Regions from separate parts of the Homo sapiens genome. Here region 2 is linked to region 1. A link is a loop called in an ENCODE intact Hi-C map of the cell type or tissue named here. Cell type or tissue: Caco-2. All regions are shown on one strand. Links, peaks and the distances in the headings refer to the core of each region. The heading gives the core; the rest is flanking DNA. Region 1 overlaps FRY (FRY microtubule binding protein). Region 2 overlaps FRY (FRY microtubule binding protein).

Region 1 (16,101 bases), core at 3,590-8,589:
AAACAGTAGGTAATAAACATATGAAATCAGGATCTGATAGATTCTGGTTCAGTAACCAGGAAGGCCCTAGGCATGTTTAAAAATGATGGATAACAGGACATCCAAGGAGGCTGGAGGTATGTTTGTGAAGTTTCCTAAACTTTTGCAGTTAATGACAAAAAGGACATTATGTTCTTCAAAAACCTCAGTTGGTGCCAACGTCAGACACAAAATACTGCTAGATATTCCCTGGCTTGTGGTAGTACGGTGTTTTTATGGTCTAATGAAAACCACACAGGGTGTACACTTTCTGTCGGGCTTTGAAACTGCCTTTAATATGAAATCCAGAGGAAGTCTCCCTGGCTGTACAAATTTAGACTTGTATGATCCAGAAACACCATGACTGTACAGACAAAATCCTTTGTTTTCTATTTTATGAGCTGTTCTGTGAAGGAGACCTCACAGGTTTATGCTCACAGCCAGCCCTGCAACGGTGGCGTGGCTCTGGGCTAGCTCTGTTGCCAGCCAAGCTAGCCATTTTCCAGAAGGCTGGTGAAATGGAAGATGGGCCTCATCTCTTTGTGCCATGGCACTATCTTCTTTTGTCACATTGTCCATTGTTGTTGTCACCTGGCAGGTGCTGAGGTGGTCAGAGACCCTTGGTGAATACGGTATATGATGTTTGGGGTTACCATTTTGGAAATGTGGCAAGTTGTGGCTTTTTAAGAATAAATATCATTCTCAGCAAACTATCACAAGGACAAAAAACCAAACACCGCATGTTCTCACTCATAGGTAGGAATTGAACAATGAGAACACATGGACACAGGAAGGGGAACATCACACACCAGGGCCTGTCGTCGGGTGGAGGGAAGCGGGAGGGATAGCATTAGGAGATATACCTAATGTTAAATGACGAGTTAATGGGTGCAGCACACCAACATGGCACATGTGTATGTATATATGTAACAAACCTGCACGTTGTGCACATGTACCCTAAAACTTAAAGTATAATAAGAAAAAAAAAGAATAAATAGTGCTGGGCGCAGTGGCTCACATCTGTAATTCCAGCACTTTGAGAGGCCGAGGCAGGTGGATCTCCTGAGCCCAAGAGTTCGAGACCAGACTGGGAAACATGGCGAAACCTTGCTGCTATCAAAAATACAAAAGAATTAGCCAGGCATAGTGGCACATGTCTGTGGTCCCAGCTATTCAGGATGCTGAGGTGGGAGGATCACTTGAGGAGGTGGAGGTTGCAATTGAGCCGAGTTCACGCCACTGCACTCAAACCTGGGTAACAGTGAGACCGCATCTCGAAAAAAAAAAATGTACATACTTATCACCTGTCTTTTATTAGCTTTCCACTCTATTTTATATTCTTTGTCTCTTTATCTTATTAAATTATCACTGTCCTTTCTTCAAAAACATTTTTCTCCAGCTTAATGTACCTCTCTTTATCCTCTGAGAAAATCGTTCTAAATTTTAACTTTGCAGATAATAGTAATCCCAAATAACTAGGCTTAAACACAATTTCTTATTTGTTACTCAGCTTTCTATTTCTGAATCTCAGTATTGTGGAAAAGACATGACCTTTGGAATTAGACAAACCTGGGTTTAAATCCCACCTTTGTCACTTAATTAGCTATATCACTTTTAACTTTGCGTCTCCAAGTGTTGTCCATGGATCTGTGTCATCAGCATCACCTGGGAGCTTGCTAGAAATGCAGACTGTTAGCCTGGCCCCAGAACTGCTGCATCCGCCACCTAACAAAACTCCCAGGTGACTCACATGCACATTAACGCTTGAGAAGCCCTGCCCTGTAACATATCTCTATGTATTAAAGACACTTTAAGTGTGAACCAATAGTAAGATGGTCACTAAGAACTTTCAAATAGGTCACATAGGATTGTCCTCTGATCATTACATCATAAACTCACAAATGAACTGTGAGAGAGGACAAGCCACAAAATGTAGTCCAGTTTTAAAGTGATAGCAAGACTTTCAGGCCTGATATGGTTTGGCTGTGTCCCCACCCAAATCTCTCCTCGAATTGTAGCTCCCATAATTCCCACATGTCATGGGAGGGACCCAGTGAGAGGTAATCAAATCATGGGGGGCCAGTCTTCCCCATGCTATTCTCATGATAGTGAATAAATCTCATGAGATTTGATGGTTTTATAAAGAAGAGTTCCCCTGCATATGCTCTCTCTTGCCTGCTGCCATTGTAAGACGTGACTTTGCTCCTCATTCACCCCTGTGCCATGATTGTGCAGCCTCCCAGCCATGCAGAACCGTGAGCCAATTAAACTTCTTTCCTTTATAAATTACCCAGTTTCTGGTATGTCTTTATTAGCAGCGTGAGAACAGACTAATATAAAGCCATAGAGAAACTTGACTAAGGTTGGTCCACCTGTAGATTCAGTGGGGAAAAAGTTGGCAAAGCATAATAGCTTTTGAAGGTGCTTACTGTGGTTCAAATGTGTACCCTCCAAAATTCAGCTGCTGTTAATGTGATAGTATCAAGAGGTAGGGCCTTTAAGTGGTAATTTTCCCATGAGGGCCCCTCCCTTGTGAATGGGGTTAGGTGCTCTTATAAAAGGTCTTGACAGAGGGAGCTCCTCTCTTTTGGTCCTTTCTCCATGTGAGGACACAGTGTTCAAGGAGCCATCTTGGAAGTAGAGACCGAACCTTCACCAGACAGTGAACCTGCTGGTGACTTGATCTTGGACTTCCCAGCCTCCAGAACTGTGATGAGTACATTTTTGTTCTTTATCAATTACCAATCTCAGCAGCACTAAAACAGTGCTCATCTGCTGTTTCAACCAACAAACTATAAGAATTTCAGTTCCATTGGTAAGGCCATGAATATAGCAAGGTCTCTTAGTCCTTTGGCATTAAACATTCAAATTATATAGTTTTATTCCAAACAGTAGGATTTTAATCTGGGTTGCCACAGAAGTCTGTCTATGGGAAAAGAATATGCTGGAGATGCCACCTTGAGTGGTTCAGACTCCATTGCTATAATTGTAGGAGTAGTTGTAATAGTAGAGATAGCATTTATTTAGTACTTATATGTGATAGGTACTATGCTAAGTGCATCCTTTGAACAACATACAGTTGGTTCCTGTTTAAATGATATTTGTATCAAGTTCTTTCTTCTAAATGTCACTGGCATGAACAACAGGGTATATAGAGCTAGGTATCTACTGTTTCACTGACTAATCCTGAATGGCCCTTTTTACTCCTCTACCTAACCAGCCCATGATTCATTTTCTTCTTGCTAGAAATAGAAGCAAAAAAAAATTCATGTAATACTTTATAGTTTACCCAGCCCCTTCTCATATTATCTCACCTGACATCACTCAGTCCTTCCAGCAACTCCAAGAAGGTATTATCTCTATATTAAATATAATATAATAATATTAAATATAATATTAAATTATACTAACATTAAATATAATATATTAATATTAAGTTAAATTATATTAACATTAAATATACTATTGTATTAATATTAATACACTATTATGTTAATATTAAATATATCTATAGGATATATAACATTATATTTACTATGATATTATATTTAATATAGAGATGATAATAATGGTGAGTCTCAGAAGTTTCCCAATATTATATGACTAAAACCTGAAGGAGCCAAGACTGTAATTTATTGTTTCTGACAATACAGCCTGTGCTTTTTACTCCATAATCTTTGTTTCTAAAAACTAGGTTGATGAGAGTTCAGAGGGAAGTTTTCAGCAGGTAAAGGATCTAAAATCTTTTATCAGTTATGATTAGCTTTGGCTACAAATGGCAAATAAAGTAAAATCTTCTTGAGCAAGATTATTTTTTCTTTCTTATGTATGGCTTACATTCTCAAAGTCCAGTATGGCTGCTAGAGCTTGGCCATTGCATCTGTATTCCAGGCAGCCAGAAGGAGAAATGGAAAAAGAATTATAGAAAAACAAAAAACAAAACTTTCCAACATAGCATATACCATTTCTACTTATATCCAATTAGCCAGATGTCAATCACATGGCCACATCTAGCTATAAGAAAGGTGGAGAAATTTTACTTTGGGTGACTATGTGTCCGTCTAAAAATGGGGTATTTTATACCTAAGGAAGAAGAAAAGAAAAAGAAGAAAACCTGTTATTGGGTAACAGCTAGATGTATCCACTAGATATTTAGCCAAAATGCCCAAAGTAGAACTATTTACAGTTCTGTACCTCTTTCTTTCCCACTGTGGGTTTCTCCTCAAATTTGCCAGTTTTCCAGTTTGAACTTAAATATACATATATATTTAGAAGCTAAAACTTCATGTTTTCTTTTATATTTTATATTTTTACACTCATAATTTTATTGGTTTAGTATTTCTAAATTTAACCTAATTACACTCCAACTCTGTAAGAATAAACCTGGAAGGGCCTGGCGTAATGGCTCACGCCTATAATCCCAACACTTTGGGAGGCCGAGGCGGGTGGATCACCCGAGCTCAAGAGTTGGAGACCAGCCTGGCCAACATGGCAAAACCCCATCTCTACTAAAAATACAAAAATTAGCCAGACGTGGTGGCACGTGCCTGTAATCCCAGCTACTTGGGAGGCTGAGGCAGGAGAATCGCTTGAACCTGGGAGGCAGAGGTTGCAGTGAGCTGAGATTGCACCACTGCACTCCAGAGTGGGACTCTGTCTCAAAAATAAAAAATAAAAATAAAGAAGAAACCTGGAAAAAAGATTTTATAAATGACAAGATGTCTAAACAGGATTTTTAAAGCTCAGTGTTAGTAGGAGAAATATACTAGTGAATGCTTTACACATTGGAGAACTAGGAATTTGTGCCCTCATTTCCAGAATTTCACTTTTCACAAACTTCAGGAATATGAGTTTTTTTCCATTGTTATACAGCACCTACCTCCTGGCAACCATGTGCCAAGCATTATGCCAACTCATGGAAACAAACAGGAAGGAAGCATAGTGCCTGCCCTAGAGGCCCCACCACTGGAGTCTCGTTGGAGAGAAAAATAGAACTACAATCAGATAAATGATAACCGCAGACTAGTAAGTAAGCTAAAGCGGGTGTGAGCCTCAGGAGAGCAAACTTCGCCCTGCCCTGAGGAGCCAGGGAGGCCTTCATGGAGCAGGCAGCAGAGGTTCAGAGCAGTATGGGCTATCCCTTCTGGTCCATGCTAGTGATAAAGTCATACCAGTAACAAGAATCAATAAAGGCAGAAGAGAATTCCAACAGCATTTGAAGATGTATATACTATCACTATTTATTTTAAATTACTATAGTAACTGTCAGGGCTTAGCGAGTAAAAGGAACTAAAAATCGTTCTGGTAATAAAGTAATTTAGCAAACACTTACTGTGCATGTGTATATGTATATACATACACACAAAGTTTTATATGAGACAAAGAGATGTAAGAATGTGGTCCCCAGGCATGTGTTTCACATTCCAGGAGCTCCAGATCTGGAAGAGGGTCAGGCAGTGCACAACCAGCCTTGACATAGGCCTGCATGTGTAAGAAGTGCCACATGAATGGTGTGGACAGTAAATATGCTGAGACTTCAGGGACAGAAGACACATGCCTCAGGACCAGTTGCCTAGCTAGAAAATGCCTTCTAGATGAGAACAAGATTTATCAGGTGCCTAAAGCAGTAGAATCGATAGGATTTGCTGAGTGTTGATGATGAGGAAGATAGGAAATTTCAGAAGAAAGGAACATTTTATGCAAAGGTCCTGAACAGAAAAATGACACTATCAGTTATCTTTGAGGAACCTAGAAATTGATCAATTTAGTTGATGCAGAAGGCATGTATTGTTAAAGGATAATCTTCAAAAACAGGCAAAAATATGACTCACATAGAGATATAAAATGAACCTGTATTAAACATTTTATTTAACTTGTTATTAGTGCAGGATGTTACAACCAGTTAAATTCCAAAAAACAGACACATTTATAAATCATCATTGAAATGAATGCAATCAGAGGCAAAACTGGCTTCTTTCATGTGGGGGAGGGAAGTCCACTGAACCTTCACTGGACAGTTTTTCATGTCTATAGACAAGAATTATTTTGCATTGCTATCAGGTATCTACCATTTATACAATTTTAAAATAGCTCAAAGGCATTGACAGGTATAGAGCCCCCATAGACTCAGAATCAGATAACCCCTTGAGAGGTATGCTTTAGTTTTCCATTGTAAACAAACATTTCCTACAGTCTGGCAGAAGTTAAAAAAGAGATCAGGCGGCAGAGGTAGAAAGGGATCAGATTGTGGAAGATCTTAATGCCAGTGGGATGGGGCTGTATGCATACCAGTATCAAGTTGTCAACTTGATGTTAGCCTTAAGGAGACAATGGTCATGAAGGCAGTAATGAAGAGACCTAAGGCATTTGGGGAACATGGCATTGATAAAGATTCTAAGCTAAAGGGGCCTAAACTAAAATGGAGGCAGTGAGACTATAAGAAAGGACGATTATAAGCAAAATTATATAAAAAGGATAAACATTGGTTGAGAAAAGGAGAAACAAAGGATAACTGTAGTTTTAAGCATGATTTGGAGCGATTTCCATTCAATTAAACAAACAATGAGTGCCTGACACATACTAGGATCTGTGCAAGGTGCTGAAGTCACAAAAATGAATAAGACAGAGCCCTGTCCTCCAGGAATTCTCAATCCCAGAAGGAAGACAGTTATCTACACAAATAAAGTGGCAATGTAAACGCTATAATAGAGGTTGTATCAAGTGCTCTAGGAACTCAGATAAAGGAGGAGTTAATGATGCTAGGAAGGTACACAAGTGTGTGCTACAAGAAGCAACCAAGGAGCAGTGACATTTAAAATAAGCCTTTTATCCAGATGAACAAATTGGGCCAGGGTATGCCAGGCAGCAGGGGTCTCACAGACAAAGGAGAAGTTGAAGGTGAAAAGAGCAGAGTGCTGGGAATGAGGGTAGAAAGGTGGACTGAGCCCATTGCAGTGGGTAGTAGGAGCCGTGCTGAGGGGTCTAGATTATTTTCTATGGGCTATGAGCTCTTCAAGCAGAGGAAACTATACTTGGGGGCAGAAGACAAGAGAAGGCTGTAAATCCGTTATGCATACTGAGTTTTCAGGGAAGGTGAAATATCTCAAGAAAAATAACGGGTTCAGTTTATTATGTGGTCACTCAACAAACACTGATAGAGACTAGAGCACATAAGTAAAGAACGTCATAAAGAGTTTAGTATCAGGAGGTGGGATCTACAAAAGAATGGCTAGAAAAAGGGTAGTTTGGAAAGTGGGAGAAGTCTAGAGATAGTGCTCTCTAGGGCAGGGATGGCCCATCACAGCAGCTGATGCAGGGACATCACGGAAGATGCAGACCAGGAAGAACTGGAGGTTAGCAGCTAGGAGCTCACTGGAAGTGGCTTTGAGGAAGGCTTTTGCTGCAATGGCTATTCATGGATGTGTAGAGTGCATTTTCATAGTCGATGGACTAATGTTAAATACTTTGAAGCTTACTTTCACAAGCTAAGTTATAGTGGCTGATTATGATTGGTAGCACCTAAATAACAAAGCAGCGTGCTAGAACATAATCATGGAACCAGTGATGAGTTCCTTATCTGGCATCTGTGGAGAGCATCTATGAATGAAAGGCATGTGAGCTCACCATTTTACCTTCAAGTGGTTTTCTTCGTTGTACAGACATCTTTTTACAATAAAAGTCCACAGCATTTTATTTCAGATTCTCCAAAGAAACAATAGCCAACAACAAAGAACTACTCATCCAACCGTGATGAGCGTGGGCCTGGGTGGGTGATGATCAAATTAGCCCATTTTTAAAAGTGAAAAAGCAACACTCCAAAATAACTCTTACTTGAGGGAGTTTGTGACCCTTACCTGTTGGAGATTGTATTAATGACAGCCACTAGATACAGTTACTCTCAGAAATGAAAATTCTAGCTGATGAATGAAGTCAGAAACGAATATTCTTTCACATACCTTCCAGCTACATGCAAATGCTTGCTTGTTGATTTGCTCTGCCCTTGGCTTTTAGACCTTTGCTTATGTAGTATTTAATGATGATATAAACATACAATGTGTTAAATAATACCAAAAATTGTATGCTGTACAATGTTTTTCTGTTTGAAGTATTATTTCAACTTTTAAAACAGTCTCATACAGTAAGTGGAAGTTATTTTCTCTTTGCATAATAAAGTCTGATTACTCTGCAAAGGAGCATGTGTCAGAGCAATCAGAATTCAGATCCTTATTGTCACAGATGAATTGTCCTACTATGCTTTGGCATTTCATGAGGAACAGCATAGAAGATAAGAGAAAGTACAGGAAGCTAATTAAGACAGGGCAACATCATAGGATTCTGGGGAAGAAATCCTTTCCAGGAGAACCTGGTGAATACTGTCATTTGCTCAGGAGACTTCAAGGGAAATTATTGCAAAAAAGGCCATTGGTTGGCCATTGAATTGTCCCTGCTGATTTTTCAAATAAAGGTGCCAATAATGTGGCAAGGACAGAAATCAGATTTCAGGGATCAAGAAGAGAGTTGGGGGCAGATGCAGTGGTTCACTCCTATAATCCCAGCACTTTAGGAGGCTGAGGCAGGTGGCTCATTTGAGGTCAGAAGTTTGAGACCAGCCTGACCAACATGGTGAAACCCCATCTCTACTAAAAATACCAAAAAAAAAAAATTAGCTGGGCGTGGTGGTGTGTGCCTGTAGTCCCACCTACTCGGGAGGCTGAGACAGGAGAATCACTTGAACCTGGGAGGCAGAGGTTGCGGTGAGCCGAGATTGTGCTGCTGCACTCCAGTCTGGGCAACAGAGTGAGACTCCATCTCAAAAAAAGAAGAAGGAGAAAGAGAAGAAGAGAGTTGGCAGTGAAGCAGGAAGAGGAAGCATCAGCATTGCATGGGTGATTGAGAATCTGTCAGGAAGAAGGACAGATAATTGAGAATTAGATGAGAAAGGGGAGAGCAGGATCATATGAGGGCTACATGTGTTTTACAGAACGCTCTTATACCAAATGAAGTACAGGAGCTTCACACTGTGCCTTCTTGCAGAGGGTTGTGTCCATTTGTCACAACCCACTTATATTTGGACTCAACACTTTTCTCAGAGTGGTTGAGGATCCTGAGTTAATTGGTTTTATTCAATTGATTGATTCTGATTCCAGAATAGTCATGAGTTACTATCCTCAGTGTCCTTTCTCATTGGCTTTGAAGTGAGCTGTTGCCTGCAGCAAACTCAGGGAGCCAGATGTTTGCTACCTTTCTCTCAAGGGTCTAATGCAGGACAGACATTGCTCAGTGACCTCTAATGCAAGCATTTGCAAGGCGCCAGGCAAAAGGCTTTGTATTTACATCTGCTGGAGTCAGAAAAGAATGGGAACACAAACTAAGTTGCAAGGGTTCTAATGAAGACCCTGGGAGTTTGTGCTTGGACACGGGATAGGTGGGGCTTTTCAGGTTCCCACAATATACTTAGAAAGTGACATTTCTTCAGCTCTGGTGAATAAAATCCTGACAGCAAATTCTGTTACTTATTCTGTTATTAACTTAGCCTGTGATCTCATCACAGTCATTTTTTGTCTTTTTTTTTTAATGCTCCTCTTTCTATATTTGGAAATGAAAGAAGGAAACACATTTTGGAAGGTTTATTATGTGCCCCACGTTTTATAGCATCTCATTTGTCCTCTTAAAATCCCAATGAGGTAAGTATTTAGTCCCATTTTACAGCTGAGAACACAAAGCATCAGAGAAATGGTGGCATGCCAAGCTTATACAGCTATAAGAGGCAGAGTTGTAACTTGAACCCAAGACCATTTGATCATCCCATACACTAGAGAAACTATGAAAACATGGCACGTGAGTGGTCAGTCTCACATGTTGGGTTCTGAGAACATTAAGCTGTAACTATTTGCAATTGAATGTGACTTATATTCTTAACTAGTGTCATATCCGTGAATTGCAGATCATTTGCCCAAACATTCTAAGTAACTTCAGTTAAGGTTTTCTTCCAGATGTTATGTCTTACATACTTTTGTGTACTTGTGTACTTATGTACCGTTTACTTTATTTCTTAATATGTTAAAATACTATCTGTAAACAGGAAACACATGGTTAAACATATTCACACCTCTATAACTGAGCTAAAATCACTTTCTACCATCTTGGTAGTAGTAATTTTCCGGAAAAGGAAGCAGATGAAGAATGTAAGCAATTAAGAGTGAAAACAATTTAACTGGCATTGGATTTATATTAGTGTTAGTCAGCATTGCTTTAATTATTCTCTAGTGGAACACTGTTCTATGAAATGAACTAAGATGTTAAAATCAAAGAATCTTTTCCTAACTTGAATGAAAAAAAATATTTAATGTATAGATTTTTATGATATTGTTTTTCTATGAAACTATTCTTAAATCTTTGTCGTTACTCATCAAATACTATAATCTAGCAATAGTATGATATGTGATCAAGTATAAATAAATTGCATTTGAAATTAAGATATCAGCATTTTATGGTATTACACAGTGAGTATCGTGGCCCTCAGAGTTGCTTGACCACTTGAATTTGTTAGAGAAATTAAACCATCAGTGCAGTTACTTTAAAGTTATTCATTAAATGTTCCATTTATGAGAAGCCAGTCTTATTACTATAAAATATGGAATGACTCCACTGAGTAATTATTCAAACACTTATATGTAAAGTTTCCTTCTTTGCGTTTAACAAGTATAATGAAATGCTTATGAAAAATCAATGTCTTAGCTGCAGCATAACAGTCTCTTTTGGCCTATTTATACATAAACTGCCAAAGTAAACATTAAAACATTTACAAAGTACATTTAGTTTTCTTCTGTATCCCCCCAAAAAAGAAAACACAAGTATGAAATAGTCCTGTGATTCTGTGCACTTCATCTCTTCATGCTGCCCAGTACCTAGCTCACTAGCTCATCTGTGGTGGAAGAATATGATCATTTAAATGCAACAAGAACATCTTTGTAAATGGGCCTGCCCTCTTTCATCAGGAGCACAGAGCTAGAATTCATCTTACCATTGGCTCTGCTTCCCGTAAATGAAGGAGTTGAGTAACCAAGAAGCCAGCTAGACCTTCCTCCCTTCCTGAGCTTTGAGGGCCAGGTCTTTGCAAATTCCACCCTTCCTTCCTGAAAGCCTGGGCTCAGAAGGGCAGTAACAGAAAGATGGAAAAACACACACATCCACCCCATGCTGACCTTTCATCCCTTCTAAGATGGTTTCAGTGTTTTGCCATGGAAAGTATGCCCAGTAGATCTAACACCAAGAATGGATTCAGGGTGACTTTTTAATGGGGGAGAAAAAAATATTTTAAGAAATTATTATAGATGAAGTCTGATGAACACTGTGGAAGTTCTCTATGGAGAATGGGGGTTCCACATACATGAGGTAGCGGAACATTGCATGCATTGCCCAGAGATGTTTAGGAGTCAAACGTAAGTTTCCATCTCTTTTATGGGTCTGTAGTGAGTATTGGAACTTATAAATATCCCACACAAGTATTTTTTGAATAAACTTTTTATTTTGAAATAGTTTTGGATTTGCAGAAAAGTTGCAAAGATAATTCAGGCAGTTGCCAGTTTCCCCTGCTGCTATAGCATCTTACACTGCCATGGTACTTTTGTCACAACTAAGAAACCAGCATAGGTACATTATTGTTTTATGTGTTGGGCTTTTTTAGTGGTTTACTATAAAGGAGATTGCAAAGGATATAGATGAAGAGATGTGTAGGGCAAGCTGTTGGGGAGGGGGTGCAGTTTCCATGCACATTATTGTTAACTAAACTCTACTGTGCTTTATTTGTATTTCCTTTCTTTTTCTCTGATATCTTTTTTCCGTTCCAAGATACCATTCAGCATACCACATGAACGTTTAGTCATCATGTCTCCTTAGATTCGGCAGATTTACACAAGTATTTTTAAATTATTGAAATATAACTGTAATGCTTTGAAATTTCGTTACCTATGTAATAATTAAGATAGTCATCCTATAGTCAGAAACTCTGAATTCTGATCCCTTTTTCTTCAATGGGAGGAATGTCCTTCATTTCTCAATTCAAAACATTTTAGATGTTGGTGACTTCGGAAAGTAAATATCCTTTCTCATGTTGGGATAACTTTAGAAAGAATTAGTGAATTACTACCTTGCCACATCATGATTAGCTTTCTTCTGAAAAGTTACTGCTGTTACATTCATGACCACAGCAGGAAAAATATGTCTTGGCTGTGGATTTCACTAGAGTCAAGGGAAGGGTGACTCTTTAAATAATTAGATTGCTCTTCAGTTTTAAAAAGTTTATGCTGACTAGGTTAACAGGGCAGGCTGAATGCAATAGCCTATTTATTTTTACCTTATATTAACTCATAACTAAAGATAATGTACAATTTTGTATGTGTACATATAACCATCATTATGGGAGAGACAGCATGAAGTAGGCTATGAAGTGGTAGAATGTGAGAAAGAAAGCAATAAATATTTTGTTCAATCTTAAGGTTTCTTTTAAAGGTGACAGTGGAAAATCCTATTGACACAAAGCACTTTAGCTCCCTTTGCTCTCATTTCCTGCTTTATAAAAGGAAGTGAAGCCCGGCCTGCTTAACTGCAGAAATATTGTGAGTTAACTAAGGATTTCCATTTCTTCTGCCATCTCTGCTTCTCAGGCCGAGATCACAGAATGCCTGGAATCACTGCCATCACCTCATGCAGTTCAAGCATGTGTGTGAATTTGCCTCCACATCACCCCACTGTTTGGGGGATTCAGCCTCCCCATACACAATTTGTATGGGCTTATGTCCCTATTCAAAAATCTTTAGAGTCTTCTCATTTTCTAGAGAAGAAAAATTTTCAGCATTATGTTCCTTCACTCTGGCAAAATAAAGTCTTCATACCAGTCAGATATTTCTTCTTTCATTTCACTCAAAACCTTCGTCACATCAATTGTGATAATCATCAACAGTTACTTTATACCTTCATTACTAAAGGCTTTTTCTACCTTGAGTCTTTGCTTTTTTTTTTCTTGGGTCTCATCTCAAATTTCTACCCTTTCTAAAATAGTCCCAGGTAAACTCTCATCTTCATTTCTCTTAAATTCCCAGCCTCCTTCTCCCTCTAGTGATCTGACCTAAGAACCCCTGGTTTTCACATGCACTCTATATGTTAGTATGTTTCCTTCTGGTCCTGTTTTCTGCATATGTATACTTACATAGTATCTCTAACAAATTGGAATCATACCAATTAAATGATTCTTCATTTTTTTCATTTACCATATCATGAACATTTTCATGTCATATTTTTATATTTATATTAAAATATGATTTTAATGGTTTCAAAAATAGTCCACACCAAATTCCACATCTTATTAAGCATTTACATGTAGTTGGACATTTATGTTGTTTCCATCCTTTTGCTATAATAAATAATGCTGTCCTGCACCTTCTTACTTATCTTTAATTATGGACTTGAGATAAATTCTAAGAGTGGCCTTCTTGGGAATGATTTTTATTAGGTTCTTGATATGTATTTCCAGAGATGTTATGCCTGTTTTTTTCTATCAGCGGTATATGAATATATCCACTTTATCACTGCTCATCAACTCTGGGCGTTATAATTTGCTTATACAGTTTGTTGATTAGCTAGTTAAAACCCATTTCATTGTAGTTTTACATATTCTGGAGACAAGGCCTTAGTCAGACATGTGTTTCGCAAATATTTTCTCCCACTCTGTGGTTTGTCCCTTATCACGATCTTAACTGAATTCTTCTAAAAGCAGAAGTTTTTGGTTTTGAAGAGTTTCATTATATGAAATTTTATCATAGACTTTGCTTATGGGGCCGTACCTAAGAAATCCTTGCCTAATACAAAGTCACAAAGGTTTTATCCTATGTTTTCTTGGAGTTTTATATTTTTAGGTTTTATACTTAAATTTATGAGGCATTTTGTGGAAACTTTTGCATAGAGTAATGAGATATGGATTGAAGTGTTTTTTTATAGTAATCAGTTAAAAAATCAGGACTCTTTCCAGATAAGGAAATTAGAATAACAATTCTACCAAAGGCACATTTGTTCTTTAAAGAAAAAGGGAGAAGTTTGCCTTTAATGTAACAGGGGGTAAATTATTGCTGCCCATTTATATTTTGAGTCTAATTTGGGGCATACTTCAAATTAATGAATGAATAATTATTGTCCAAAACCATACATTATTATTACCACTTAGGTTATTTGGTGATGGGGGCAGATTTGTTTATATCATGTAAATTATTAATGTAACTGTATTCATATATTTATACAACAAACATTTTTAGGACGGAAGAAGCATTCATCTACTTTAGGCAGATGAACGTGGGAACATAATATCTTTGCAGTTCCATGAATAACCTGTATGCAATTAACATCTGATTTCTAGAATGAAAGGGAGTCAAAGTAATTAACTTTCTTGAACTACAAAATTATTCTTATATGGGGAACATTTGTCACCATTAAGAGACAGGCTCTTGGGAATGTACTAATAAAGATTATGAAAGAAAGGACTGTGATACGGAAGAAAATATTTTAGTGAGTAGTGCTTGGGGTTACTTGTGAAATAAAAAGTTTCTCAGTAATTGGCAGTGCTACCAGTGTTCTAATCACCTGCATTTTCCTCCATAGGTCATCAGCTCAATGAGCTCCCTTTCTGAGTACTGCCTGCCTTCCATTCTACGTACATTATTTGACTGGTATAAAAGGCAAAATGGCATTGAGGATGAATCACATGAATACAGACCAAGAACAAGCAATAAATCAAAAAGGTACATTTCTTTTGTGTAAGGATCATGGTTTTATTTTGTTTTGTTTTCAGGAAACATAAATCAAAATTAGAGTTACAAGGCAATTGGGTCTTCCTGACTCTTCACAAGGATGCCTAGCAGGTGCTGCAGGGGCCCTGTGTCTGTAGCAGGTAACCCATTTGGAGCACCGAGTCACTGCCAGCCGTCACGGGTTGAAAATTCATACACAGCTTTATTTCAACTTTGGTGGAGACAGGTGTGAAGGGCCACAGGTCACTTTCTTGCCAGCTTCTTTCCTCTGCCCTCTCCCACTGAGTCTACACCCAAAGCAGAATGCTGACTTCAGGCCTTGCGTGACATGCCAAGATATTTTAGTCCTCGTTCCAGTAACCTTGAGTGCTCAGTGTACTGTAGTGGGAAGGACGCTGGACTGGACGTTAGTGGTAGTCCTGGCGCTGCCACTATTTAGCCATGTGACTTTGGGCAGCTCCCCGCCTCTCTGTACCTCAGCCTCCTTGTGAGCAAAACAAGGAAGTTAGGTGACACCATCTCCAACTCCTCCTTCCAGCTGAGTATTTTGTTTATTTATTCTCTGTTCCCTTCTTCCTGTGGGTTTGAAAAATGGAACTTGCTGCTCCAGGAGCATATCAGCATCTGTAAAACTTAAGATTCTCATTAATGTGTGTCCTCCCCAAATTTTAGGTAAGCACATATAATTTCATATGTTTAGTCAACCTATAGCAAGGCAGTGAATATAAGAAAGATTAATACACTTACCTTTTTTAAAAAAAATAAAAGATTATTTTAAAAAGTAGTTAGATTTCTCCACATGAATGGATTATTCCAATTAAAAAAATACTTTTAAAGTCTGTAAACTGAAATTAATCAACCAGAAAATCAGACATTAACTACTTTTTGTGAATGATTTATTTCTCTCATTTTTCTTGAAAGTCCTAATACTGTTTCAAAAGACTTCTTTTGAAATAGAAGAATTGTAACATTACCATGTTACACTTCAACAAAATTTGTAATCTGCTTTTATAATGTGCTTGAATTTATGCAAGATTTAATCATATAATTTTGTTTGGGAGAGAGATTAATAACTTTTTCGTATTGAATTTTTTTTAGTGAAGAAGGAAATTTTTAGAATTTTTAGATATAACTCAGATGCCATAAAATTCACCCTTTTAAAGTATATAATTCAATGTTTTTAGTATATTTACAGGGTTGTACAACCATTACCACTCTAATTTCAGAACATTTTTATCACCCCCAAATCCTGTACCCATTAGCAGCCTCTCCTCATGAATATTTT
Region 2 (16,101 bases), core at 6,051-11,050, 130 kb after region 1:
TTGATGCCCCAGAGCATGTAGAGTAGAGACTGACCTATTCTGTGGCTCTTGTTACCCTAGGCTTCCATCTGGAGCACCAGTTGAGTGAAGTTGCATTGCAGACAGCCCTCGCAAGCTCTTCAAGGCACTATGCTGGTCGGTCCTTCCAGATATTCCGGGCCCTCAAGCAACCTCTGTCAGCACATGCCTTATCTGACCTTCTCTCAAGATTGGTGGAGGTGATAGGAGAACATGGAGATGAGATTCAGGTATGGAAGGGAAGACCACTGAGCTCGTGAAGGATGAGCTCTCTCATCTCAATGAGGTGTAAACTATTTTTGAGCCTTTCTTCTGTCAACAATTATTCCAGCCATCTGGACATGTACAATATATTTTTTCAATTTTAGAGGTTGACTTTTATATTTACAAAAATTATTCCAAGGAGCCTTGTTCTAGAAATTCAGTGGATATTATCTCTTTTATATAAGCCAACAACTGGAAATCCTCTGGTGGCTTCTTCTTTGTTGTTTTTGTGGTTGGTTTTATTTGGCAGGCGGCCAGGGGATTATTTTGTATAGTTTGGGGTTTCTGGCTGCCAACCTAGGATGCAGTTATACAGTCTCCCTACCCAGAGCAGGGACCTCCACTGTATCTGTCCAAAGCACTACCTCTCTCTCTATGGTTAGTCTCCAGTAGACTGAGAAGAGCTGAAGAAGGAATGGAGAGTGACTGCCACAAGGAGGCCCTCAAGATAGAGCCCAGAGATTGGGAAGCTGAACAGGTTGAGAGCTGCTGGCATTACAAGCTCTCTGGCTCCGGCCAAGTCCTTCTTTCCCTTCAGAAATGTTCCTGGCTGGGCAGTGGCTCAAGCCTATAATCCTAGCACTTTGAGAGGCCATGGCGGGCAGATCACTTGAGGCCAGGAGTTCAAGATCAGGCTGGCCAACACGGTGAAACCCCTTCTCCACTAAAAATACGAAAATTAGCTAGGCGTGGTAGCACACGCCTATAATCCGAGCTACTCAGGAGGCTGAGGCAGGAGAATCACTTGAACCCAGGAGGCAGAGGTTGCAGTAACCCAAATCGTGCCATTGTACTCAAGCCTGGGCAACGGAAGTGAGACTCCATCTCAGAAAAAAAGAAATGTTCCTGCATCTGAGGAAGCCTGCACACCTACAGACACTACCTGCTTCCTTCTTTCAGCCATCAGAGGTGCTGTTTAAAACACCACGGAGGCAGCTCTTCCTGTACCTCTCCTCTTGATCTGTGGCTTTCAGACATTGCCACTCTGTATTTCAAATGCCCACCCTCCCCTCAGCAGAGGGTCATGCTTACCCCTCGCTGTTGAATTTCAAATGAAAGTGATCTGTTGAGGCTCTTAGACATAGGAAAATAAATTTGTATGATTATCTGCTAACTCCTAAGCCATCTGAATTTCCTAAGTGGCCCTTAAAGCTTATTTTAGACTTCATAAATTAAAGCAGCAATAACATTATTGGAATACAGTTTACATTAATTAAATTTATCTTAGGAAATTAACAATGGTTACAAGCAATACAAAATGCTATCTTTGCATGTTTGGCAGGGTTATGTAATGGAAGCGCTCCTAACCTTGGAGGCGGCTGTGGATAACTTGTCTGACTGCTTGAAGAACAGTGACCTCCTAACTGTATTGTCCCGGTGAGAATCAGCTTAATGATACTTTGACATCAAGTATACTGCACAGGAGTATTTGGGAGATGCTGGACTTTAGGAAAAGTACAAAGAAAAAATCTAGTTTTTGAAGTATATTTATGACCTGAAAAAGTATGTGTAATACTTTCTTAAGTTAAAAAAGAAGTCATAATACACACAAACACACACACACACACACACACATTATATAAGTATTTTAAAACATCAGGAAGATAGATACTAAGTGTTATCTCTGAATGATAAAATATTAATAATTTTTCATTTCTTTTTTTGTCTGAGTATTTTTCCAAATTTTATGTAATAATTATCCTATTTATTACATTGGTAAAGAGAAGCAAAAGCTAAATATTATTTTTAAATGAATATATACAAAGCTTCTGAACTGTTGCCATAAAAACAGTTGGAATAAATGTTGACTTCATTCAAAGAAATTCCTACCTCAGTATCTTTTTTTTTGCTCCTGCCAATGTTTAATAATTCATTTCAAATTATTCACGACTCTATATTCTGTTTGTGTTATTGAGCTCATCTTGCTTGAAATTGAGTCGGTAATGTTATCTTGTATCCGATTGGGCCTTGTTTTATTTTTAAGTTGAGCATTTTTTATGGATAATTTTGGTATGATTACAAACATCACACATATTTATCTATATTAACATAAAGATTTATCTAAATCAGTAAAAATATAGCAAGAATGTTGACAAAGAGTTTTACCTTTTCAGCATAGACTTAGAAATAATTTTTCTTAAATTTTGGTAAGTACCAAAAATTTCCTTTGACATGAACATTTACCAGCTTCTTTCTGGATAGCATAATTCCCATTTCTGTTCTCCTTATCAGTCAGTTAACAGAATATTGAAGCTTATACCTATCAGGTACATTTTATTTCATAATTACTCCTACCCAAATTCAAGCAAAACATAAATGAAATATCAGTAAACTTTAAGGCCAATTATTGATTCCTCTACATTTTCAAGAAGTAGCAGTCAGTATTGGGCTTTTTGTTTTGTTGATGAGGGTTTCTCTTGTTTTGTTTTTTATAGCTTTAAAGATAAGGAAAAATAAATGAATAGAAAGTGGCATTTCTAAAGAATGATTTCCCTCCTGCAGTGTTTCTCAGTGGACTTGAAAGGACTGGCTTTTGGTGACACATGTTGGCATCCTATTAAACTTATTTATTTTTATACCCAGCTCTTCCTCACCAGATTTAAGCTCCAGCAGTAAACTAACAGCAAGCAGAAAGAGCACAGGACAACTAAACATGAACCCGGGAACCACCAGCGGCAACACCGCAACTGCCGAACGGAGCCGGCATCAACGAAGCTTCTCTGTGCCCAAGAAGTTTGGTGTCATCGACCGATCCTCTGACCCACCTCGAAGTGCCACACTGGACAGAATTCAGGCTTGTACCCAACAAGGCCTCTCCTCAAAAACCAGAAGCTCATCCTCCTTGAAGGACAGTCTCACGGACCCATCCCACATAAACCATCCCACCAACCTGCTGGCCACCATATTCTGGGTCACAGTGGCCTTGATGGAGTCTGATTTTGAGTTTGAATACTTAATGGCCTTAAGGCTGTTGAGCAGACTACTGGCACATATGCCACTCGATAAGGCTGAGAACCGAGAAAAGCTTGAGAAACTCCAGGCACAGCTGAAGTGGGCCGACTTCTCCGGGCTGCAGCAGCTGCTGCTGAAAGGATTCACATCCCTCACCACCACAGACCTGACCCTGCAGCTCTTCAGTCTGCTGACACCAGTGTCCAAAATATCCATGGTGGATGCATCCCACGCTATTGGTAAAGCCAGCCTCGTTCACCCTGTCTCAATTCTGATGGTGACTGTGTTCATCATTTGGTACAATAAGATAATATGAACTTACTGCTTTTAACAATTCTGCTTAAAAATGGTTCCTTGGGAGTAGTTTATTTTTTCTCATAAAATTCTATATAATGTAAATCTCAATGATCTGTATTATAGAAAATATTTTTAAGGCAGTAGCATAAAAGGGGCCAAAATTATTTTTAAGATATTAGCGATTTCTTTTTAGCTTTCCAGATCAAACTGCAGGTGCTGTTAGTTTATTCCATTGCTCTCGTACAGAAAAAAAAAATTTTTTTTTCTTAACTCCTAAATCTTTTATTTTTTTCTTTGCTTTTCTGCTTTTTGTTCTTCTTGGAAATTCTGTTGGTTTCCTCTTGTTTTGAATTAACCCAAATCAACAAACCAGATTTTTCATTTATGTCTTTTTGTTTTGTTTTGTTTTGTTTTGTTTTTGTTTTTTGAGACAGAGTCTTGCTCTGTCGCCAGGCTGGAGTTCAGTGGCGTGATCTCGGCTCACTGCAACCTCTCCTCCCAGGTTCAAGCAATTCTCCTGCCTCAGCCTCCGGAGTAGCTGGGATTACAGGTGTACGCCACCACGCCCAGCTAAGTTTTGTATTTTTAGTAGAGACGGGGTTTCACCATGTCGGCCAGGATGGTCTCGATATCTTGACCTTGTGATCCACCCGCCTCAGACTCTCAAAGTCCTTGGATTACAGGTGTGAGCCACCATGCCCAGCCAACAAACCAGATTTTTAATGCCATGGCATGTGACCCAGAATTCATTTCATGAAGCTATCGCTTAACAGAGAGGGACTAAGCCATTCCTTATTTTAAAGAGTCTTTTCAATTACATGACTAAGACTTAAATTGGTTGGCCTATGTCCTCTCACACCAGTTTTTCTTAAAATATGTTTTTTTGATAAAAATTTCAAACTAGTACTCAGTTTGGCTCAGTTCAATCTGCGCCAAAAACATCTGGGCCAGCCATCCTTATTCACAATAGTCCAGTGCAAGATAATCACTGCATCTTAAAATCGCAGATCTACTTTACTGTCTTCTTTGTAACTGGTGCAATTGTGGTTGTGCATTTTTCATAGATTTTGTGTTAGATCATGTTTAAGCTGATTCAAAAAACTGCTTTTGCATCACCTCAGTATAAAAATCTGTAACATGCCTTCCCACTGTTAACAGCTAAAATATACCATATTCAGCTATCTCCATTGTATCTTCTCTAATCCAGGGTTTCCACTGAATGTCTTGTGTCTCCTGCCTCAGCTGATTCAGCATTTTGAAAATCCCAATCAGTTCTGTAAGGATATAGCCGAAAGGATTGCTCAGGTATGAGTTACAGTTCCACACTCAGGCAGATCCATAGAGGCCTTCAGGACGCCCTAGTGTCAGGCAAATTACAAGGCCCAGAGATGGCAGTGATTTTCTCAAAAACTGGAAATAATAACTAATATCACAGTAATGGAAATATAGGGGTGGCTGATGCAAATTGTCTTGCTTGCTTTCATTCTTGAGAATGCAGGTGGGAAGAATTTGTGAAAATTATATTAGCCAAGCTAAGTATTTCCTGTAATTACCAAAAAGTGTATCAATCTACTTTCCAGATGGCCAGAGCTTATAGTAAAATTGCTAACATTTCTTCCTATTCATTGGGCTATTTTATTCCTAATTGATTTTTTTATTTTAAAAGGTTTGTTTAGAAGAGAAGAACCCCAAACTTTCAAATCTTGCACATGTCATGACTCTTTATAAAACGCACAGCTACACGAGGGACTGTGCCACGTGGGTCAATGTGGTCTGTCGATACCTTCATGAAGCATATGCTGACATTACCTTGAATATGGTTACCTACCTGGCAGAGGTAAGCTTTTTTTTTTTGTTTTTTGAGACAGGGTCTCATTATGTTGCCCAGGCTGATCTCAACTCTTGGGCTCAAGCAGTCCTCCTGCCTTCGCCTCCCAGAGTGCTAGGATTACAGGCGTGGGCCACCATTCCCTGCCAGAGGTAAGCTTTGAAATGAAGGATAAAATCTATTATAGCTTCCAAGGGTAAATTATTTGCATAAAATTGATAATACACTCAGTATACTCTTAACTTCCATATAGTGTGTGCCTATTAAATATTATAATACATGCTAATGGAATCATTTTAAAATCTCACAACAGCACAGTGATGTAGATAATATCATACAGATCTGAGGCTCAGCCAGGTTAAATAATTTTTCACAAGTTTAAAGCAGCAGAGTCAGCCTTTAAACCTAGATATAGCTGCCTCCAAAGCTTAAACTCCTTCTGTTTATTATGGTAACACCTGTCAGTACACGGCACAGATCAGAAATTTTTATCCTAATTACGCTGGGTGTTCAAATCTTATTTAAGGAGTTACCTTGTGGCTTGATATGTTTAATGGTTGTTTGATCTAATTATCAAAGCATACATTCTGAAATAAACTTTATTCTCGCCTTTTATGTTTGTTTTTAAAACTGGAATGGTACTTTGTCATCATACCAACGTGTTTCTAGTATATTCATTACAAACCCTACACTGACCTCTGTGTACGTTGGTGCTAGAAATACATAGAATATTGTTGGGCAAGAGATGAAATGTATTCCGTTTAGCATCTTCAGTCTCCAACAAGTTTATTACACAAGGTCATGAAATCTATAAGGCAAATGACTGGTAATCGCTACGTTGTTTTAGCATTTTCAGTGTTGCTTTTTCCTTTGTGATACGCATTCATAGCTATCACTAGCACCTTTCAGAAGAGATGAGGACAATCTATCCTAGTTTTTCTTTTATTTATATCATCAATCCAGATGCCAGATAGGTTAAAAATCAGCCATTTTCTCAAAGGCTCCACAAGCCTGAAAGCATCTACCTAGCAGAGGAGAGATGCCCCATCCATCAACATTTATAGTTGATCGTGCAGGATTTTGACTTGCAATACAGATCAGTAATGTGTGACCTGTGTTCAGACTGTCAGCAGCCCAGGATTCACTTGCTATTTCCACATCCACATCTCTGACATTTTAAGGAACCTCTCATAAGTACCACCTTGCTGGTTTTAATAGTCATCTGGTCATACCTGTCCCTGCAAGAGTTAACTAAGCAAGCACACACACACCTCAGCACAGAAGTAGTACTGAGAGAACTGATTTGTTCTGCTTGCAAAGGCAGACCTTGCCTCCTTTAAAATAAGGTGAAGTGTAGATAGCAAGGAGGTAACATTTGTCTGGCTCAGTAACCATAAGAAGTTTCAAAAATGCAAATTGTACGTAGCATATATATACAAGGGAGTATTATTCAGGAAGAAATTCTGATGTGTGCTTCCACGTGGGTGAACCTTGAAGACATTATGCTAAGTGAAATAGGCCAGAGGACAAAAGGACAAATATGACAAGATTCTGCTTATATGAGGTACAGAGATTAAGCACATTTATAGAGAAAATGTAGAATAGTAGTTACCAGGAACTCAGGGCAGTTCGTAGTGGAGAATTATTATTTTGTGGGTACAGAATTTCAGTTTGGGATGATGAACAAGTTCTGGAGGTAGATAGTGGTGATAGTTGCATAATAATGTGAATGTACTTGAGAAAACAGGTGGAAAGAATTTGTGAAGATTTTATTAGCCAAGCTAAGTACTTCTGTAACAACCAAAAAGTGTATCAGTGTACTCTGGCAGTCTGGAAAGTAGATTGATACACTTTTTAAAAAAATGGTTAAAAAGGTAAATTTTATGTTATGTGTTTTTTACTACCCATAAAAAAATTGGTTATCTAATTTGTTCTGTTCAGCCCTTATCACAAAATTGTCACCAAAAAATTTATTATGAACTTAACCAAGGTCCCACTGTATATAATATATATTAACTTCTGTTTCAATTACACATTCTTTCAGGTCTTGGCTATGCACATACATATAATTTTGTGTCACTGTGGTATTCCCTGGAACCTTCTTTGCTCACTTATTATTAACTGTGTGTGTATATTTCTATGTGTTGGGGTAGCGCACAGAGTGCTGTTTTAAATAACTCTGGAAGTCTATCAGGTTAAGGTAACACAGTTTGCTTAACCATCTCCCTTTTGTTGCTAATGTTCATAATTTTTTCCATTACAAATGGTCTTGTTATGTAGATCTTTATCAAATGATATTTGAAATTTGATCAAGTAATAATAGATTTTATCAAAATCCTTTTATCACATAATATCAAATGACTCTACATTTCCTGAAGTCGAATTATTCAGTCCTGTGGCATGGATTGTGGGTATGTTATTTAGTTCTTCAACATATTCGAGAAGTTGGTCTTCATAAAGATCCCCCCATTTGTAATACTATAAACAGTGTATAAATATTCTTGTTTTCCTGTATCCCCACTAAATTTTGTCATTCCATTTATTTTTTAATTTAACACTTTTTATTAATAATTTTGAACTATTTTATGTATTTTCTTTCTAGTAAAGATATTCATTTTTCCACATTATAGATTTACATAATTATTTACTCATGTTTTTTGTTTTGTTTTGTTTTGTTTTGAGACAGAGTCTTGCTCTTGTCACCTAGGCTGGAGTGCAGCAACATGACGTTGGCTCACTGCAACTTCCACTTCCTGGGTTCACACAGTTCTCCTGCCTCACCCTCCCGAGTAGCTGGGATTACAGGCACCCACCACTACGCCCAGCTAATTTTTGTATTTTTAGTAGAGACTGGGTTTCACTATGTTGGTCAGGCTGGTCTTGTACTCCTGACCTCAGGTGATCCACCCACCTCAGCCTCCCAAAGTGCTGGGATTACAGGCATGAGCCACCGCGCCCTGCTCTTTCCTCATGTTTTAACCACTCCGTAAATATTGTGTAATTTCAACATTTAGTTGGATCATCTCTATCAACTTTTTATCTTAAACAGTAAACTTTTATCATGATGTCTGTCACATATATGTTTTCCTTATTTTGCTTTCCTTTTGGTCAATATCATTGATTTTTTATGATTATAAAAGCAGTATATATTCATAACAAAATTTGGAAGTTGCAGGAAAGTTTTTAAAAAGAAAAGAAAAATTACCCAGAATTGTAGAGAAACAATACTAACATTTTAAAATTTATTTCCAATGTTATTTCTATGTAACACACACATTCATGTCAATATTGGCATCATCTATTAAAAAGACAATTGTGTATCCTTCATTTCCCACTTAATATTATCTGATATCCTCCACTGCCTTTAAAAATGTCATTCTATTAACTGCATGACGTTTCATTATACAGTTTGCTGTTAACTTATATATCCATTTCCCTAGCGTTCAATACTTGAATTGCTTACAAAGCTTTCTTGTTTTGTGTATGTTTTTTGCCATTATAAATAATGCTATGGTGAAATCTTATACATAAATCTTAATGTCTATCTCTGGTTTGAGAAACATTCCTAAAAGTATAATTACTGTGTCAAAAGATTATGGACCTCTTCATTGCTCTTGATCTTATTTGCCAAACTATCCAATTTACATTTCCACTGATATGTAAGAATACTCATTTCTTTATCTCCCCATCAATACTGAGTATTATCAATTTCTAATCTTTGCCAGTTTGATAACTGACAGATTTTATCTTTTGTTTGAATTTGTAATTTTTGATAATTGGTGTCTGATGCTTTCCTTTTAGGTGTTTTTAAATATTTCCTCATGTGAATTTTATACTTACATATTTACACCTCCACACATGATATAGTCTATTTTGATAATATCTTCAGTTCTTCATAGTTAGGATTTTATTTCCCCTCCTAAGGAAATGTGCAATCAAGCCAGGCATGGTAGCTCTTGCCTATAATCCCAGATACTTTCGAGCTGAGGCAGGAGGATCTCTTGAGGCCAGGAGTTCGAGACTAGGCTGGGCAACATAGCAAGACCCCATCTCCTAAAAAAATAAAAAATAAAAAGGAAATGTGCAATCCTAAATGTGTTGGAAAACACGGGTCCTTCCATACGGAGATCTGGTGTGTGACTGACTCCAGCCGCACTTTGCCCCCACAGCTGCTGGAGAAGGGCCTCCCTAGTGTGCAGCAGCCCCTGCTCCAGGTGATCTACAGTCTTCTCAGCTACATGGACCTTTCTGTCGTTCCTGTCAAACAGTTCAATGTGGAAGTTCTGAAGACAATTGAAAAATATGTGCAAGTGAGTACTTGGATAACTTCACTAAGCAACCAGTCGTTCTAAAAAGATGGAGGCTTTTCCTGTAGCTTGGCTACAAAACCATCTGGGTGCCAGGCCACTCATTCATTCCTTGACATCCATGGCACAGCCAGGGCAGTTAAGAGTGGGAGTTGGCCACACCCTGAGTAGTATTCTGAAGAGAATGAGAGCACAAGACCCCGGCACACTCCGGTGCCTTTAAAAGGCACATTTCCGCCTCTTGGGGCCACAGGCTGAGTATTGAAAGCACACGCCTGACTTGGAGGGCAGAGGCAGAGTCTTGGTTTTTTTATCCCGTTTCAGAGAAGGAGAGGGGACAAGGAACTGTAGGAACTTTCACATGTGCCGGGTTCTAGGCCCGGTGTTTCAACATGTGAAGGATTATTCAAAGGCTAAAACTGTCACTTTAGAGTTGAAGAGTGGTTAAGAAACTTGCAGAAATATACTTGAAAATACTGCAACAAACAAACAAAAAACATTTGTTTGAGGGGATAAATAAAACAAGATGACAAAATGTGAATAGTTGATGAATAGTACAAAGGGATTCATTAGACTAGTCTCTCGGTTTCTGTGTATATTTTAATATTTCCATAATAAACAGTCTTTATGTATATTTTTAAAACCAAGAGACTGGCTCCAAGATTTCAGTTAGTAAAGGCTGGAGCTGGTATTTGGATCCAAAGCCAGTGTCTTTGTTTTATTGTACCAGGCAGCCTCCCTGGCAGGATACTTGGACATCTCCAAACAGCTACAGATTGATTTTTTTTTTCAAAACTGAGTCTCGCTCTGTCCAGGCTGGAGTGCAGTGGCACAATCTCGGCTCACTGCAACCTCCACCTCCCGGGTTCAAGCGATCCTTCTGCCTCAACCTCCCAAGTAGCTGGGACTACAGGCGTGTGCCACCACGCCCGGCTAATTTTTGTATTTTTAGTAGAGACAGGGTTTCACCATATTGGCCAGGCTGGTCTCGAACTCCTGACCTCGTGATCCACCGCCTCGGCCTCCCAAAGTGCTGGGATTACAGGCATGAGCCACCACGTCCAGCCCAGATTGATTCTTAAAGCCGTACTCTGAGAAGACCAGAAACACAATTTATTTTAATGAAAATAAAAATAAATATCAAGGCCAGGTGCAGTGGCTTATCCTGTAATCCCAGCACTTTGGGAGGCTGAGGCAAGAGGATCGCTTGAGGCCAGGAGTTCAAGACCAGCCTGGGCAACAAAGTGACACCCCATCTCTACAAAAATAAAAAAAATTTTAAAAATCAGCAAGGTGTGGTGGTGCACACCTATAGTCCCAGCTACTTAGGAGGCTGGGGAGAGAGTTTCCCTTGAGCCCAGGAGGTTGAGGTTACAGTGAACTGTGATCACACCACTGCACTCCAACCCGGCCAACAGTGATAAATAGGAAGATAGGAATATAGATAGATGGAAAGATAGCTCAAACACACCAGGACGAGTTTCTAGAGCCTGGAAGTTAATCTAAAACACATGACCACAGACTAAAGCAGGGAGGCTCCAGGCCATGGGAGTAGTGCAGGGCCACGATGGGGTTAAGTAGAGAGCGCCTAGCTCAAGAGCATAGACATCCTTTTCTCTATATTGTATTTGTCTATTTCTTCTCTGGAATGTACTTTGTAACTTGTAGGATTCAAGGGCAAATGCTAGGTTCTCTCTGGAAGCTCATTGATGAAGATATACCGTATAAATTTTAGACATTCCTTTCCATCTTTACTTCACCAAATTACTTACAGAAATTATTTGATGCTGAAAGTGACTTCCAAGCATTTTTCAAGTGGCGTTGCTGCATCATACTTACACCACATAGGGTAGGCAGTCAGTTAACAGTTTCTCACTTCACTCACAGGAGACAGGTGGTCAGTTGACACCTTTCTACGAATGTGTGCCCCATTTTGTTGTTTAATGAGGCTGTCCATTTTGTCTTAGGCCTGCGGGCGACGTCTGATACTTTTTATCTTAACTCAAATAGTAGCTTATTTCACATTTAAACCATGGCTTCCCTTGCGCAGAATTTAATAGATGTTTTATTTCATGTGCTTTGACTGCAAAGTCCAGGCAAAAAATAATAATAACAACTTTCATCAAATTTGTTTATCTGTGTTTCTAATATTTTTATGGGAGCGGCACACAGTCTGATTGGAGGTTGTCAGAGAAACGAAGATGGTAAAACTGAGTCTTAAATGAAGAGTAGGAATTTGACATGCCAATAAGGAGGGGAAATGTATTCAAGGATGAGGGCATAGCATGAGTAAAGGCACAGAGGCTGAGAGGGCTTGCCAAGTTTGGGGAACTCCAGCAGCAGCCTGGGGGAGATGACCCTTGCAGGCCATGCTCAAAGAGTGTGGACTCCACCCTGTCCACCAGAGGGAGTCTGTGAAGGAGTTTAGTCAGGGAAGTGGCTTGGTCTGAAGAGTTCTAGGAAGATCACTCTAGCTGGATCTGATGCACTTAAGGGCTGCAAGCCAAGACACCAGTAAGGGGCCATTGAGATAGTCCAGGCAAGGCCCAAGAGGGTGCCGCTGAGCCAGTGCCAGCAGGAATGCCGTGGAGGGAACAGATTACCAGGAGGGAGGGAAAGAAAGGGTTAAGAAGGGCTTCCAGATTCCTGAGTTAAGTAATGAGGAAGACAAGAAGTGAGAAGAAAAGAGGGCTGAAGACAGAGATCAAGGTACCCAGGAAGCAAATGGAGCAGGAGGAGCCAGAGAACTAGAAGGAGGACCAAGAAGACTGGAAACCGGAGGGTGGGGAGAACTTTAAGAAAGAGTGAACTGAACAGTCAGTGTCATAAAATGCATTGGGAGCTTTTTTTTTTCCCTCAAATTAAGGAGGTGCCTCATTACCATAATGGTACCTCATTAATAAGAATTTAATTTAGCTGAAATGGACAAAATTGGTCTTTTTTGTTTGTCTCCTAAACATAGCTCCTTTTATATATACATTGTCTTTTTATGTCATTTGCCTTTTACTTCTCATGGAACCTGCTGCGCTGTTTTAAGTCAGTGAATTCTGACTGGTCACTAGCTTCTCACTGGTCATTCTGACATACATTAGCTTTAAAAAAATTAAATTATTTTTAACCCTTGAATGTTTTATTTCCTGCAGAGTGTTCACTGGAGAGAAGCTCTGAATATCTTGAAGCTGGTAGTTTCTCGGTCAGCCAGCCTTGTTTTACCTTCATACCAGCACAGTGACCTCTCAAAAATAGAAATACATCGAGTGTGGACTAGTGCTTCCAAGGAATTACCTGGGAAAACCCTGGACTTCCACTTCGATATTTCGGAGGTACTTAGCTATGTTAACTATTTCTGTGAACTTTAGCATGAATTTGTAGTAGCAAAGATCAAAAGTAGTTGCCTGGAAAAAAGAAGACTTATTTGACAGTTATTTCAAATGAAGATTTCTAAGGGCTAAATTAGGTTTTGCTTTTTAAAGAACCCATTGAGTGTCATATTCACTGGGACTCTCAGTTGGCAGCTTTTAAAAATAGAAACTAGCCTCAGTTATGTAAAAAATGATTTTAAAAAGAGGTATTTAAAAATGGAACGATCATAAGCATTTTAAACCATGACCTTCACTCATTCTTTATCTGACAATGGTCATGTCTTTATATCCACAATGTTTCTCCCTGAATGACAGCCAGTTCAGCAGATGACCGAAATTTACAGGAATATAGACTCCACTTTTATAGTTGCTTCCCCAGTCCACACTATTTTTTAAACAAGTAAAACTAAATTCTTGCCTTGAAGCGGGCAGGGGAGAGAGAGGGAGGAGCAAAAGACTAGGGACCCAAGCTAAGGAGTCAGGAAGAAAAGAAAGGACAGGAAGTAGTCATGTTTACCTGATAGTCCATGAACAAATATTTGGGAGGCTTATATTGAAGTCTAAGGTATAAAATAACTTTGCTTTCACATCTCTTACCCCATGACTCATGAACCCCCAAAGCAGAAACTGTACTCTGTTCCTGTTTATAACCAGGGCTCAGTACAACATCTGGTGCATTAGTAGATCACTAGTAAATATTTCCAAAACTCTGCTGAATGAATAAATTCACTAAGAAATAAACCTGGTGTCAAATACTGCATGTTCTCACTCATAAGTAGGAGTTGAACAAAGAGAATACATGGACACAGGGAGGGGAACATCACACACCGAGGCCTATCACGGGGTGGGGAACAAGGGGAGGGATAGCATTAGGAGAAATACCTAATGTAGATGACAGGTTGATGGGTGCAGCAGACCACCATGGCACATGTCTACCTGTGTAAGAAACCTGCACATTCTGCACATGTACCCCAGAACTTAAAGTATATTAAAAAAAAAAGAAATAAACCTGGTGTGCTTATATGGAACTTACTTGCACTATTATGTAGGTCATATCCAAGTTGGGTTTTTTATACAATGGTCCTCACTGACCTTTCATCATTTCAGTATTCAGGATGAGATACTATTTGCTACCATTGTGACACCTGCATCTATATTTAATATGTAAATAATATTAAGGTTTCAATTTAATCTTGGTCCATTTTCACATTTTTTTTAACCTGGCTAGGGGGAAAAGCTATTTTTTCTCTGCAATTTGAGTTTGTTGTGTTCTAAAGAGGTACAAAAAAACATGCAGCTGGTTAGCAGCATGCTCCAGAGACCCAGAACTGCCCCAGAATGATGGGTCTCAGGAGCCAGGTGTAAAATTGACAGTTTCTGCCACTGCCGAGGTCAAGCCCATGAGCTGGTGTCTGCAGAGGAGGCCTGCTCGGAGCTTGAGTTTGCGAATTGCTGCCTATGCAGCCACCACACTCTGGAGCTCTCAGGAAGTGAAATTTCTCAAGTGCTGCCCAAGTACCTGGCCCTGACCTCAGTCATTTGAATAATTGAAAAGATATAAATAAGTTAAATACATTTTTAAATAATTGAGAGTATATAAAGATTAATGATTAAAAGTTGGGAGAGGGAAAGGAATTTTGGTCTCTTGTTCTAACTATATGAAATTTTTTTCAAGTTTAAACAATCAAAAACTGACTATTTGGTTTCCTGCATGTTTTGCTTCCCTTTGTCAGTGGTTTCTAAAGCATATTAAAGAACAAGCAGTTGCATTTTTCTGCCGCTAAAGAGGGGAGGAAATGTTGAAGATGAAAAACGACTCATAATGTGTACTTGCATGTTGAGAAAATGAGCCCACTTGTAACACTGAACTTCTCTAATCTGATTTTTAATCAAATAAGCAGCTCTTGGTTGCTTCTGGGGAGAAGGGTTTCATATATCACAAAACCATTGAGACAGAATAATGTGCGTTTGTCTTCTTCTCAAGACTCCAATCATCGGGAGGCGGTATGATGAGCTGCAGAATTCTTCTGGGCGTGATGGGAAGCCCAGGGCCATGGCCGTCACCCGGAGCACATCTTCCACTTCCTCAGGCTCCAACTCCAACGTCCTTGTTCCAGTGAGCTGGAAAAGGCCCCAGTATTCTCAGGTATGCAATCCTAGACCCACAGTCCTGGGAGGGAGTTTAGGGACCTGTTGAGTCCATGTGGCTGGGTCATAAGGGATTCCCTCTCACCATCCCAAGGTTGCCCATATAGGTCTCAGCACTTCCAGGGATGGGGTCTTGTGGCATTCCAAGGAACCCATTTGCTCTTTGAACAGTTCATCACCTTGAGTTGAAGTCTGACTCTTTGCTGCTTCTATCCATTGGTTCCAGTTCTCTCAAGGCTTAGAAAATAAAATCTGGTCTCTCTTTCACATGGCAGCCCTTCAGAAATTCTGCCCCTCTGCCACTCTCCTAATGAGGCCAAACAACACATCCTTAGTTCTCCCAACCAATTCTATAGCACTTGGACTCCCAAAGGGTTGATAGGGCTGCACACCCAAAGACCACCCTGTCTGCTGCCCACGGAACAGGCACCTCAACCATGGTGTCCATGCACGGGCTGAGCCATGCAGATGGCAAGGGGCGGGGGTACTGCTGCCAGATTCTCTGTAGTTCTGTCATCACAGCATAGCAGAGATGCCATTGGGCTTCCTGTCAAGTAAAACTTCTGCATTATTCAGGGGTCTTCTGTTGACTTGTTACAGAAACCCACTGAAAAATTACCTTCTGTGGTAAAGAAACTTATTAACTTACTCATCTTGGCTTCAAGCACAGTTGGCTCCTAGTTCACAGATGTCAGAAACTGGATTCTTAGGCTGTCTCCTCACTGTCCCCACCTTCCCTTCCCAACATCTTGGCCCTTGTTTTCCCCTCCAGTGACTTCATTCTCAGGCAGGGTTTTTCTATGGGAGGCCCAGATGACCTCTGGCAGCTCCAGGTTTACATGGTCTTTGGCTCTGATGACTTCAGAGCGACAGAGGCCTTTCCTCTTTTGACATCCTTAGCAATTCTGAAAGATCTTGCAGGACA

What was found. Peaks named below come from ENCODE experiments on the same cell type or tissue, not always from the same donor. Only the 100,000 strongest peaks of a DNase experiment are listed, where the experiment ranks them.
Region 2: a loop joins it to region 1, with 37 times the contacts of the local background. A loop is called at or near these places in 1 of 110 quality-filtered maps.

The regions. Positions count from the first base shown.
Region 1 is chr13:32,102,667-32,118,767 of GRCh38, forward strand. It overlaps FRY (FRY microtubule binding protein), which reads left to right. Exons shown (of 61, transcript NM_023037.3): 4 at 14,668-14,807. Among named protein-coding and RNA genes, the nearest start is that of FRY, 79 kb to the left of the region's middle. In Caco-2, for the core only: no CTCF peak of the experiment used is centred there; no DNase peak of the experiment used is centred there.
Region 2 is chr13:32,234,514-32,250,614 of GRCh38, forward strand. It overlaps FRY (FRY microtubule binding protein), which reads left to right. Exons shown (of 61, transcript NM_023037.3): 42 at 61-248; 43 at 1,565-1,659; 44 at 2,866-3,473; 45 at 4,739-4,836; 46 at 5,198-5,368; 47 at 9,529-9,669; 48 at 12,810-12,989; 49 at 15,013-15,174. Among named protein-coding and RNA genes, the nearest start is that of ZAR1L, 73 kb to the right of the region's middle. In Caco-2, for the core only: no CTCF peak of the experiment used is centred there; a DNase peak (open chromatin) is centred at 8,298.